Linked DNA regions of Homo sapiens: region 1 is linked to region 2. Evidence: read pairs that join two places in POLR2A ChIA-PET (ENCODE). Cell type or tissue: OCI-LY7. All regions are shown on one strand. Links, peaks and the distances in the headings refer to the core of each region. The heading gives the core; the rest is flanking DNA.

Region 1 (5,389 bases), core at 199-5,198, 52 kb before region 2:
CATGAAATGAGTCATTCTCAATGGCTACACTTTTCTGATACCCTTTAGACTTAGGCAAAAATCCTATTTTGCATAAACATTTAGGCCGGCTTAACTTGAGTTAACCCTTTTGTGAATAGACTGTTAATATCATTGCCAGATTGTAAACTCTAATTAATAGTCTCACTCCTTTAGGTTCTAGCCAGTACAATGACCAGAGAAAAATCTCAGTATACATAGCATTTGTTGAATAAACATGTGAAGTGAATGAATGAATAAATGCAGTACAATGATGCTCTTAGGTTCTATTGAGGCATATGGAGCTCCTTTTCTCTTACACTAACTGGCCCCAAGCTGCTATGCTTTTAAGTGTTTGAGTCTGCTTTGCAGTGTTTCTTTCTTTGCCCTTCCTTAGGTTCTCTGATGTCACTTGTTATCATTGTGTATGTACCTATCTCTAGAAGTCTTTCTCTCTTAACTTGCTACTTCTCATCAACTATGACTTTGGGACCAACATGACTAAGCTGGTTATGGCAAGTACACAACAACTCTGAGTGAATTTCTGACTGACTTCGCCACTGTTTAATGTACCGTTTGTGGATTTGAGCTCCTTTTTGGTTGCTCAGACATTGTCCTCACCCACTTACCCACAGTTCATACTTCTATTTCAGATAGTGAGATAGCCAGTAGCTTATTTCTACATGAATGGAATGACGTGCTAGTTATTGGAGCAGAATTGAAATAAACTACCTGTACTTTCCAGATGGCAACACCTTTTATCTGAGCCCAGGGACTTTCACACTTCCAAAACACGTATGACTCCACGTAATTCATGACAATTCAGAGGATATAGTATTTTACTCATAGCAAAGCTAATATATTATTCATGGCAATCCCCAAAAAAGGGCTATGTGGTATTAGCACAGATACAATCACCTACAGCTCTCACCCTGAACCCCCATCTCTCTTTCAACAATTTTTGATGCCATTTGCATCAGCGGTTTTGTTATATAACAAACTACTCTGAAGTTAGTGGCTTAAAACAACAAGCATTTAACATTTCTCATGCATCTACAGGACATCTGGGTGGTTCTGAGGATGTGAACTGAACTTACACATGTATCTACAGTCATCTGTGGATGGCCTGGGCAGTTTTGTTAGTCTTGGGCTCTCTCTCACATATCTGGGGTCTTAGGGCTGGGACTAAGTAGGCTGACTCTGCTCTGCCCCATAGGTTGCACCCTTGAGCGGGCTAGCCTGAGCATTCTGTATGGAAAAGGTAGAGAAGCAAAAGAGAGAAGAGAAGCACACTAGGTTTCCTGAGACCTAGACTCTGGAACTCACACGTCACTTTTGCCACATTCTATTGGTCAGTTCGTTATGAGAATAGCCCAGATTCAAGGGATGAGCAAAAGGACTCCTCATGATGGAAGGAATTACAAAGTCACACTGCAGAGGATGTGGATCCAGGGAGAAGTCGGAAATCTGAGCCAATTTGCAATCAATTCAAGCATTACTGTTTAAAAAAAAACAATAAAAAACACACTATTCATTATATTCCTTATCTTGTTTTTTCTATTAATATGGTTACCATTCATTTGTTTTACATTTTCCCCCGATTCCCATCCCCTCACCATTTGATAAACAATATCTCAAAGAGGAAATGAATTTCTCAAAATGCATTTTTATATTTACCAAAAGGAAAGGAAAGTTTTGTGATTATTTTCTATAAAGGAAGGGCAAAAACTCATGTTCTTAAAGGCTGTTTTGCATCTGACTTTCTTTGTGAGTTGGGCATGGTCAAGCTTGCTGTTGCCTTCGATCTCAGTAAAGCCATAGGCATGTTTGTCCCAGCGGAATAAGCACTGGGTAAGGAATGCAGCAGGAAGTTGATAACATAGATGTGAGTGTGATATTTTAGCCGCGAGTTATGCAGAGCCCCCACCTGGAAAACAGGATAATCAGATAGCTGTGCTGATCTCCAATAGCTTGGTCTGGAATAACTCCCATGTTAATAGTGTTCCCTGATGGTTTTCAGCCAATGCAAGCACATTTGCTATTCCCAAGAGATGTTTAGGTAGCATAATTTTTTTTTCTTATCAATCGACATAAAGATTTCTAAGAATTGCCCTAGAATCTCTTGGAAATAACGAAGTCGTTTTCATTCCTTATGCCCTGACTTGCCCTCATCTGATCAGAAAAAGTGATGTTTAGTGTTTTCTATGAGCATAAGTAGGTTAGTGATTTTATTATTACTGAAAAGAGGAAGTGATATTTAGCAATCAAGGGATCTAACATAATGCTAAACTTGGTGATTTCTTTATAATCGAATGTAATTTTAAGATTTATGAAGATCTTTTGGACTTTATTTCTTATATAAATCAAGTTTGCTGTCTTTGGAGCAGTCCTCTATGAAGTAGGAAGAAAATACTTCGGGCTATTTTCAAAAGTCAGATAAGCACAGTCTTCATGTCATTAGTTCTTCAGAGTAAAATCTAGAAAATAAGCTCACAGTGGCCTCTGCTCATGTACAACATTTCCTAGTATTTTTTAAATCCAAGAAGAAGTGTATTTCAGGATTTAGTTTCTTCTTATAATTTATAGCATCCCACTTCCTTGAAAATTATGAATCTATTAGCAATAAGTATTAACTGGAATATCCAATTACTTAGACTACCTCATTCCCCAACCACTACAACAAGATAATAAAGGCTACAAGTTTAAATGAATCTCAGGCCACTTGGTTGATCATTTTTCCAGGTTTTAAAAATCTCTAGTGGTCAGATTTCCTAGCCTCTGTCAACACTTTGTTTTTTGCCCAACTGAATTTATGGTTGAGAAATTTAGCTCCTTCCTCATGCAATCTTATTACACACAGACACACACACACACACACACACACACACACACACACACAAAACTATAGACAACAGCTGGCCATTCTCTGAAAGACAGAAATTGTTTATAAATAAAATAAATATAAATGAAAAAGTAGACTTAATAAATATTATTGAGTCACCCTACAGCCTTCTTTTCTCCAAGCAAAATAATTCCATTTTTTGATAGGTTCTATTTTATCATAATTTAAAAGTAAAAATGAGCATGAATCAGATTAACCAGTGTTTCTAAACTAAGATACCAAGCTACTTAAATGGTATAAACTAGAGATTTATGTTACCACTGTTACCCAGCTATTCTTGGTACATAATTTGTACCTAGCATAATTGCTTTGAAAATATCCTTAGTTTTTGGCCGGGTGCGGTGACTCATGCCTGTAATCGCAGCACTTTGGGAGGCTGAGGCCGGTGGATCACCTGAGGTTGGGAGTTTGAGACCAGCCTGACCAACATGGAGAAACCCCGTCTCTACTAAAAATACAAAATTAGCCAGGCGCGGTAGCGCATGCCTGTAATCCCAACTACTCAGGAGGCTGAGGCAGGATAATCGCTTGAACCCGGGTGGCAGAGGTTGCGGTGAGCTGAGGTCGTGCCATTGCACTCCAGCCTGGGCAACAAGAGCAAAACTCCGTCTCAAACAAAAAGGAGAGAGAGAGAGAGAGAAAGAAAATATCCTTAATTTTTTATACCTAGTGTAATCTGCTAGTGTAGTATAAAGGACATGGAGTTTGTCCCCAGAAAGATGTGGATTGAATGTTGACATAGTCACCCAATAGTTATGGGTACTTTTCCTTCTCATTCATCTTCGTTCAGACTGTTTTCTTATCAACAAAATTAGGATAAAACGGCTACCTTGTAGTGTTGCTGAGGGATTAAATAAAGTGTATGTAAAATGTTCGGCATAGTAGGAGGTGTTTACCAAATGTTGGCTATTTCTATTACTGCCATTTATTTTAGGTAATGTCCTTTCCCTCCATGGCAGCACCTGTTGACTCCCACAGGAACATGTCATGCCCACACCCCTATGCATTTCCTAAATAGTGGAGATCGTAACCGGTTGACTCATTTAGAACAAGGGCTATCACAGAAGCATGAGCATATATGCCCACAATTGCTCACAATTGCCCACAATTGCCCATATTGCCCACAATTGATGATACTCAATTGTGAAGTTAGAACATGAAAGTTCAGTAGACGTGGAACAAAGATGTCACACTGGGGCTTCTTCGTTTCTGAAATTCTGTCTATGACATTAAGTTGCCCTCCCTGTCCCTTATATTAGTGTTGTGAGGATCAACAGTATTCAGCACAGAACTTAGTCTTCAGCTTTCACTTCCCAATCCATAAACCATGAAGTGTTTGGCATATCATATACAGAAACACAGAGTGTCTCAACCCCACCGGGGTAGAGAAAATTGTTACTAGCTGAATTTACCCTTTAATACAAAGATCAGTAACACAGACACAAAGAAAGCTCATTCATTTTAATAGTTGAGCACAGTTTTAAGAATTCCCCGTAGGAATTATCTCCCAGGTCCCCCGCTAGAATTATTCACATACAAAGCCTGCAAGTATTCAAATTTCACAAACACAATTGCAAAAGCAGAAGAACTAAGAAAAACCTTCATAGTCTTAAGATTAAAAACAATGCTTCATCATTCTTAGAGTACCTGTTAATAAATGCTAAATACTAAGTGCTAAAAAAAAAAAAAAAAAAAAAAAGCTAGGCTGGCAGCTGGCTGCTGGTGGCTGGCAGCTGGTGGCTTGAGAGAATAAAAAAGGAAACTTTTATAATGACAAGCACTCTTATATTCATTTTTTATCTCATAACTGGATAACACAGGGCAGATCTCTCTACTTTCATAACTTAGTTGGTTTTGAAGATAGAAAACCTTGGAGAAACACTCTCGGAGCAACAAATGAAGCTGGTTTTAATTATGCACATAGGTTAGAAAGGGCCAATATTCTCAGACTCCTTATAACTGAGGTACCCTCTCCAGTTCATACTTTGGTGTAAAGAATTGAAACAATAAACAGAGCCTGACTCATAGTAATAACACAATAAATATCTGTTGAATAGATGAATTGATACCTGAGGTGCAGTGTGAACAGGCTGGACCTAAGTGTCTCTAAGCAGAAACCATCCTGGTACATTTCAGAAAGGCTATATTCGCACAGCAGGCCTTATTTGTCAGACCTACCCTCAGTGCCCTGAGGATTCTGGGAGACGAAAGGAATAGTAGTATGACAAAGAACAACTGAGTTCTTATTTAGTTCATCCTAGTCCCTTGAATAATCCCCCTCAGCATCAAAATTTGTGACCAGATTTTAAAAGATTCAATACCATAGATAATCAAAACAACATCAATATGTGTATACCTCCTTCAATTATATTCTATACATATCAAACTTTAAGAAATCTGGGGCAGGGAATGACCAATATGAGACCCCCTTCCCCTCTCTCTCCCTTTTGCCTTTTTTATTTTCTCTCACTCTCCCATTCTCTTTTCTCC
Region 2 (5,389 bases), core at 307-5,306:
CTTGGGTGGAGAAACTTACAGTGTTACCTGATGTGAGGCTTGCTCTGGAGTTTGTGGAAGAGAATGTCATGGTGGATAGAAGTGGTTCTCACAGAGATTAGGAATAGGTCACGGAATAAAACAGAATATCTGTCCCAAGAAATGATATGGCCGATAAGGGGCTTTCCTGTTCATGATGATGATCATGGAAAAAAGGGATACACGATAATTATTGCTGGTTTTCCTTTTCCTGTTTTATAGTCCCTTTCTGTTGTTTATATCTTCATAAAGCTAATTAACAAGCACAACACAACATCAACCTTGAATTAATGGTCATCTTGTGGGATAAGGCAGAAGCTAGTCCTAAATTGAAGTAGATTAGCTTCCTATCAACAACATTTACAGGCTTCTATTTAAAAACAAAATGAAACCAGATCCTTGTGGTGTGCACATGTCTTCCTAATCCCAGCCAAGCTCTTTCTTCCCTATCACAGCCTCAGCCATTTTGAGGCATCTCACTCCCTCACCTCAACCCACAACATCTGCTTCCCCTCATTTCTCTCCAGTAAGACCTTACTGAGGTTGCTGTCAACTTCCTATTGGTAAACCAGGGGTTATTCATCAGCCTGTTTTATAGTGGACATAAAAAAGTAAAGCAGATAATGAATATTTATTATACTTTAATATGAGATTATTCATTTGTGGCCATTTGGGAGATTTACAGAATTGCTTTCTGAGACTGAGTATCTCAGTAATTAAAGAATCCTAAGAAAGTCAATCAGCAAGACTGCAAATGAATCACAAGATTTTACTTTCTCATGGATGTGCAAAGACATCTGCACACTCTGAACTTGAAACTATAAGCATAAAGTGTGAATACTGCCCTCAGTTCAAGGAAATGAAGGTATTCAGACTCAAATCATATTTGTATATAATTCTGAGACTACACCCATTTTCCTTGCTAAACTTTCCTGGCCTAAATGGATTAAATAAATATTTTGAACACAGGCAAACATTTTGGTGGAAGTGAAATCATAATTTTTTTAAAAAATTGATGACTATGGAGTAATTTAAAATTTTCTATTTGCTTTTGAAATTTAAATATCTATATCTATATATAATTGGATAAATATCAGTCCTGTAAGTGTGGTTCAGTTTTAAAAGTGCTGATTGGATTTAAAAATGAAACATGCCTGGCCAGATGTGGTGGCTCATGCCTGTAATCCCAGCACTTCGGCACGCTGAGGCTGGGGGATTGCTTGAGTCCAGGAGTTCGAGATCAGTCTGGGTAACACAGTGAGACCCCGTCTCTTCAAAATAAATAAATAAATAAATAATAAAAAATAAAAAAATTAGCTGTGTATGGTAGTGTGTGCCTGTAATCCCAGCTACTCAGGAGGCTGACGTGGGAGGACTGCTTGAGCCCAAGAGTTTGAGGCTGCAGTGAGCAGTGATCATGCCACTGCACTCCAGACTGGGTGACAGAGACCCTGTCTCAAAAGAAAAAAGAAAAAAGAAGAAAAGAAAAAGAAAGAAAAGAAACATGCCCATCAAATTGGTGAAGGGTCCATGGATTTATGATACACATTTGACTATAGATCCCAAAACTCTCATGAAACAGCTAGCAATATGTCCCAATTATGAGCAATGCTTGGGTCTCAGGTGAATATATACAATTACTATGTTGATGAAATAGCTGAAATCAAAGAGGCATCATGAGCAATGCAACCCTAGAGTCAAAATGAGATTCCCTCTGGCTGTCTCCACTTCACATCTCCCCAGAATAGTTTAGTTTGTTAAATACCAGCATAGCAGGCATTGTCTTGACTATTCCAAATGTTTTATCATCTCCCTTCTTTTCTGTTGTCCTCAATATAAAGGATGAAAAACAAATAATAGCTCTTCCAAACTTCCTTGAAAGTAGCCTTCAATAATCTTCCAAAGGAGGGTAAAGCATTGTTGGGAAAGGTTTTCGTTTTATTAAAAAATAATAATAATAATGAAGTCAAGATGATGTCAGCAAAAAAGACAATGTAATTTGTCCCTTTCTCCTCACACCCATTTGTTGAAGACCTAATCCTCTGTGTCACTGTAATTGGAGACAGGATCTTTAAGGAGGTAATTAAGTTTAAATGAGGTCATAAAGGTGGAGTCCTAATCCAATAATCCTAATTTTTTGTTGTTTAAGCCACCAAGTCTCTGGTACTCTGTTATGGCAGCCTGAGCTGCCTAATAGTCATACAGGTGGAGTAAGGAAATCTAGGGGCCTGTATATCCCCAGAACCATTGAAAAATCTGTGAAAAAAGCAATCAGGATGAAACTTCTCAGGACCCTGGAAGATAATGAAAGGTTTACAGCAACTAAGTGAATGCTCAACCAGGAGAAAGCACAACATGATAGCTTTGTGGCATTTTACTTTTGTTCCACCCCACTCCTTCTCAGTGGGACAGTGATCTTCAGACAGAATTCTTCATTCTGATTGTGGGCACCTGGTTCTGAAGGGAGAAGAGCAGATATTGTTTCAACAGAGCAGAAAGTGTTTCAGCAGAGCAGAATAGTGTTTGTCTGTTTTGATCTGTTTGGGGGTTCCCTGAAGAACTGACACAAGGTGCTTAATTTTGTTTTACCTAATTTGGAGCTTTCTCAGGGTAGAGAAGTGGTTATGTGAAGTTCCTTCCTCAAAACTTTGAAAAGCAAGCCACTATCATCTAGGGCAATAAATAAATAAATAAAAACATTTGGAACAAACAAAGGACACAATAAAACTCTGGCAGGAAAATCTTTGGTGTGAGATTCCTTGGGTGAATAAGGGCTTTGAAAAGCTTCCATGTAGACTAGGAAAACTAAAGCCCACACACATGTCCTGGGCAAGATACATACTTGGAAAATAGCTAAGAAGAACTTAAACTTCTACCTCTGGCTGATTTCTAGGCTCAGAGAAAGCAGGAAGTGAGGGTAAAGGCAGAAGTATTGTCTTTATTGAATTTCTCTGTTTTATTTCTTTACTGTTTAAATTTTTTTAATTTGTGAATTAGCTTCATTTTAGGTACCACTTTAAAAGTTATATGTAGGAAATGTATGTATAATATACTAGCAGGTATCTAAGAAAATTGGTTTAATCAAATCTTTATTTTTCTGACTGTGCCTTGTTTTATATATTTGCTTGGAAACAATAAAATATTTTATATACTTGTAGAAAACCTAATTTATATTCAAAGAGCAATCTTTAAAATTCAAAGCGAAATTAATGAACTTAACTATGTAACAAAACTCACTTTGAATAGAAAACCAAAAGATTTTCATGAGATTTTCATAAAGACCTTGCCATCAAGTACATTTTCTTTTGTTTTTGTCACAATAAAAGAAAGGACAAAACTGAGAGTGATATCCAGAGTCTTACTTTCTTCTAAATGTCATGAAGAGGCAGATCTAGCTATTCCTCTAATATTAGCTCAGATATTGAGAAAATATAGTCATAATTGTATCTCTTTGTTTCTAAATCAAGAGATAAATGGTGCTAGTGCTTTTGGTGCAAAGTTGCTAAAGGATTTAGGAGCCAAAGACAATCAGTCAAAGAAGGAATAGCCAAGAAAATTTAACTTAATTTTATAGTACTCAAGGAAAAGTCATGGGTGGAAACTGTTAGGTCAAGCTCTGAGGGAGAACAATGAAAGATTAATGAAAAAAATATATGCCTTATTTCTCTCAGTGTTAGTGACTACATCTTTCTCAAAATTATATATCCTCTTCAATGCAGCATACTTTACTTTTATTTAAATTACTTAAATGAAGAGCTTTAATATTATAGAAAAAGCATAACTGAATGTGAAAGTCAGCTACACTCCTTTCAACTGAGTTAATCCATTAGTGGAAGTCTAGCTGCATAAACCAGGCACCACATCCAGGTGGTGGCATCAACAGCCACTTCATGTCTCCCATATCCACTGGTGGCACCTTCATGGATTTCTCAGCATGTTGCTTGTTTTAAGCAGGGCATTTAGTTGCAAACAACAGAAGCCAACTTTTGATTAACTCTGTCAAAACATAACTTATCAAAAAGCTACACAATGTCTTGATAGATTGACAGGAAGGTTGGAGAAACAGAAGGGGAAACAAGGCAAGAATAAAGGGAAGCCAAGGTGATGCCAAAGGAAAACATCTGGATCAGTGGCATCTACCACCAGCACTGGCAGTAGAATGGGATTCTAAACTCTCCTACTTCTCATCAATATATAAAGTCCTGGAAGCATCTCATTATGTTTCTGCTTTTGCTCCATCTGCCAAGAATCAAAGAGAATAAATATTTCAGCTTTTCGTCTTCTGTCACAGTGGTGGATTCTTCAAGCACAAGAAGGAGCTTTATAGGATGGGCAGCTAAGGATTGGGTAATTTCTATCACAGCACCAGTGAGGAAAGTAAATGCTAGAGTTTTGGTCACACCCACACACATAATGCCTTTTCCAGTTAAGACAGTCTGTAGAAAGAATGCTGCAGAAATTTGTGCATCCATGAGACACAGATGCATAGGAAATCAAATTTTTATATTCTGTTTCCAGAGATTCTACTACCTTTACCTATCTCCTCTCAGCTTTCTAATCCCTCAGGCAGTACATCTGCCCCTCTGAGAGAGGTTGAAAGGTGAGTGGGTTTCATCAATAAAATATAAATGGTATAGACAATGGTACATACACTAGTACATGTTTAATAACTGCATCTCTGGATTTAGAGAGGCAGCCCTGATTTGTAGAATTTGCCCATTTCTGTGGTGTAAATACTTCCACCATGGCAGATTTCAAAGATGGTTATATTTAATATCCAGTTTACAAAATTTCTGAAAGTTTAGCAATTAGCTTTCATGACCAAGTATGCAATGGCTTTGGCATAACACTGAGTGGATAAGAGTGACATAAGGCCTAGCAGTTAAGAGGAAAAATAAACTTGCTAAAAGTATGTGTGAAAAGAAAAAGAAAAAATGGCCACTGTATTTCTAATATATATTTATCAATTTGGAAAAGAGAAAAGAGAGACAAGTAGGAAATTAGAGAGTCACAGTTTCAAGGCCCATCAACTGATAAGTTATAGGAAATGATGAACATAAATGTAGCCTAAAATAAGTGAGGTGAGAGAACTCCATGAAAACAAGCAGAGAAAATAATTGATCTACTGTTTTGGGTTAGAGAACTTATTTAAAGAGGCTTGAGAAAAAAGAGCACCTGGAACAAATCTTGAGGGTTAGATATATTTATCATTCATTGCTACAAAAATGTTGCATAGAAACTACTGCAGATCATCGTGGCTTAAAATATTAATCATGCATTATTGTTCTTGGGTCCATGAGTTGTCTAGGTAGTTCTCTTGGTCTTCACCAGGGTCACTTATATATCTGCACTCATCTTTGGGTTGGATAGG

Evidence for each region. Peaks named below come from ENCODE experiments on the same cell type or tissue, not always from the same donor. Only the 100,000 strongest peaks of a DNase experiment are listed, where the experiment ranks them.
Region 1: POLR2A ChIA-PET joins it to region 2 with 6 read pairs; 5 of 35 experiments call an interaction of 5 or more read pairs at or near these places.

Annotation. Positions count from the first base shown.
Region 1 is chrX:37,812,418-37,817,806 of GRCh38, reverse strand. CYBB (cytochrome b-245 beta chain) reads right to left here. Exons shown (of 13, transcript NM_000397.4): 13 at 4,346-5,389. Among named protein-coding and RNA genes, the nearest start is that of DYNLT3, 32 kb to the left of the region's middle. RefSeq lists an enhancer at 3,868-4,067. In OCI-LY7, for the core only: no CTCF peak of the experiment used is centred there; a DNase peak (open chromatin) is centred at 406; H3K4me3 peaks cover 1,077 bases; H3K27ac peaks cover 4,442 bases.
Region 2 is chrX:37,760,796-37,766,184 of GRCh38, reverse strand. No RefSeq gene overlaps it. Among named protein-coding and RNA genes, the nearest start is that of CYBB, 17 kb to the left of the region's middle. RefSeq lists a silencer at 2,593-2,642. In OCI-LY7, for the core only: no CTCF peak of the experiment used is centred there; no DNase peak of the experiment used is centred there.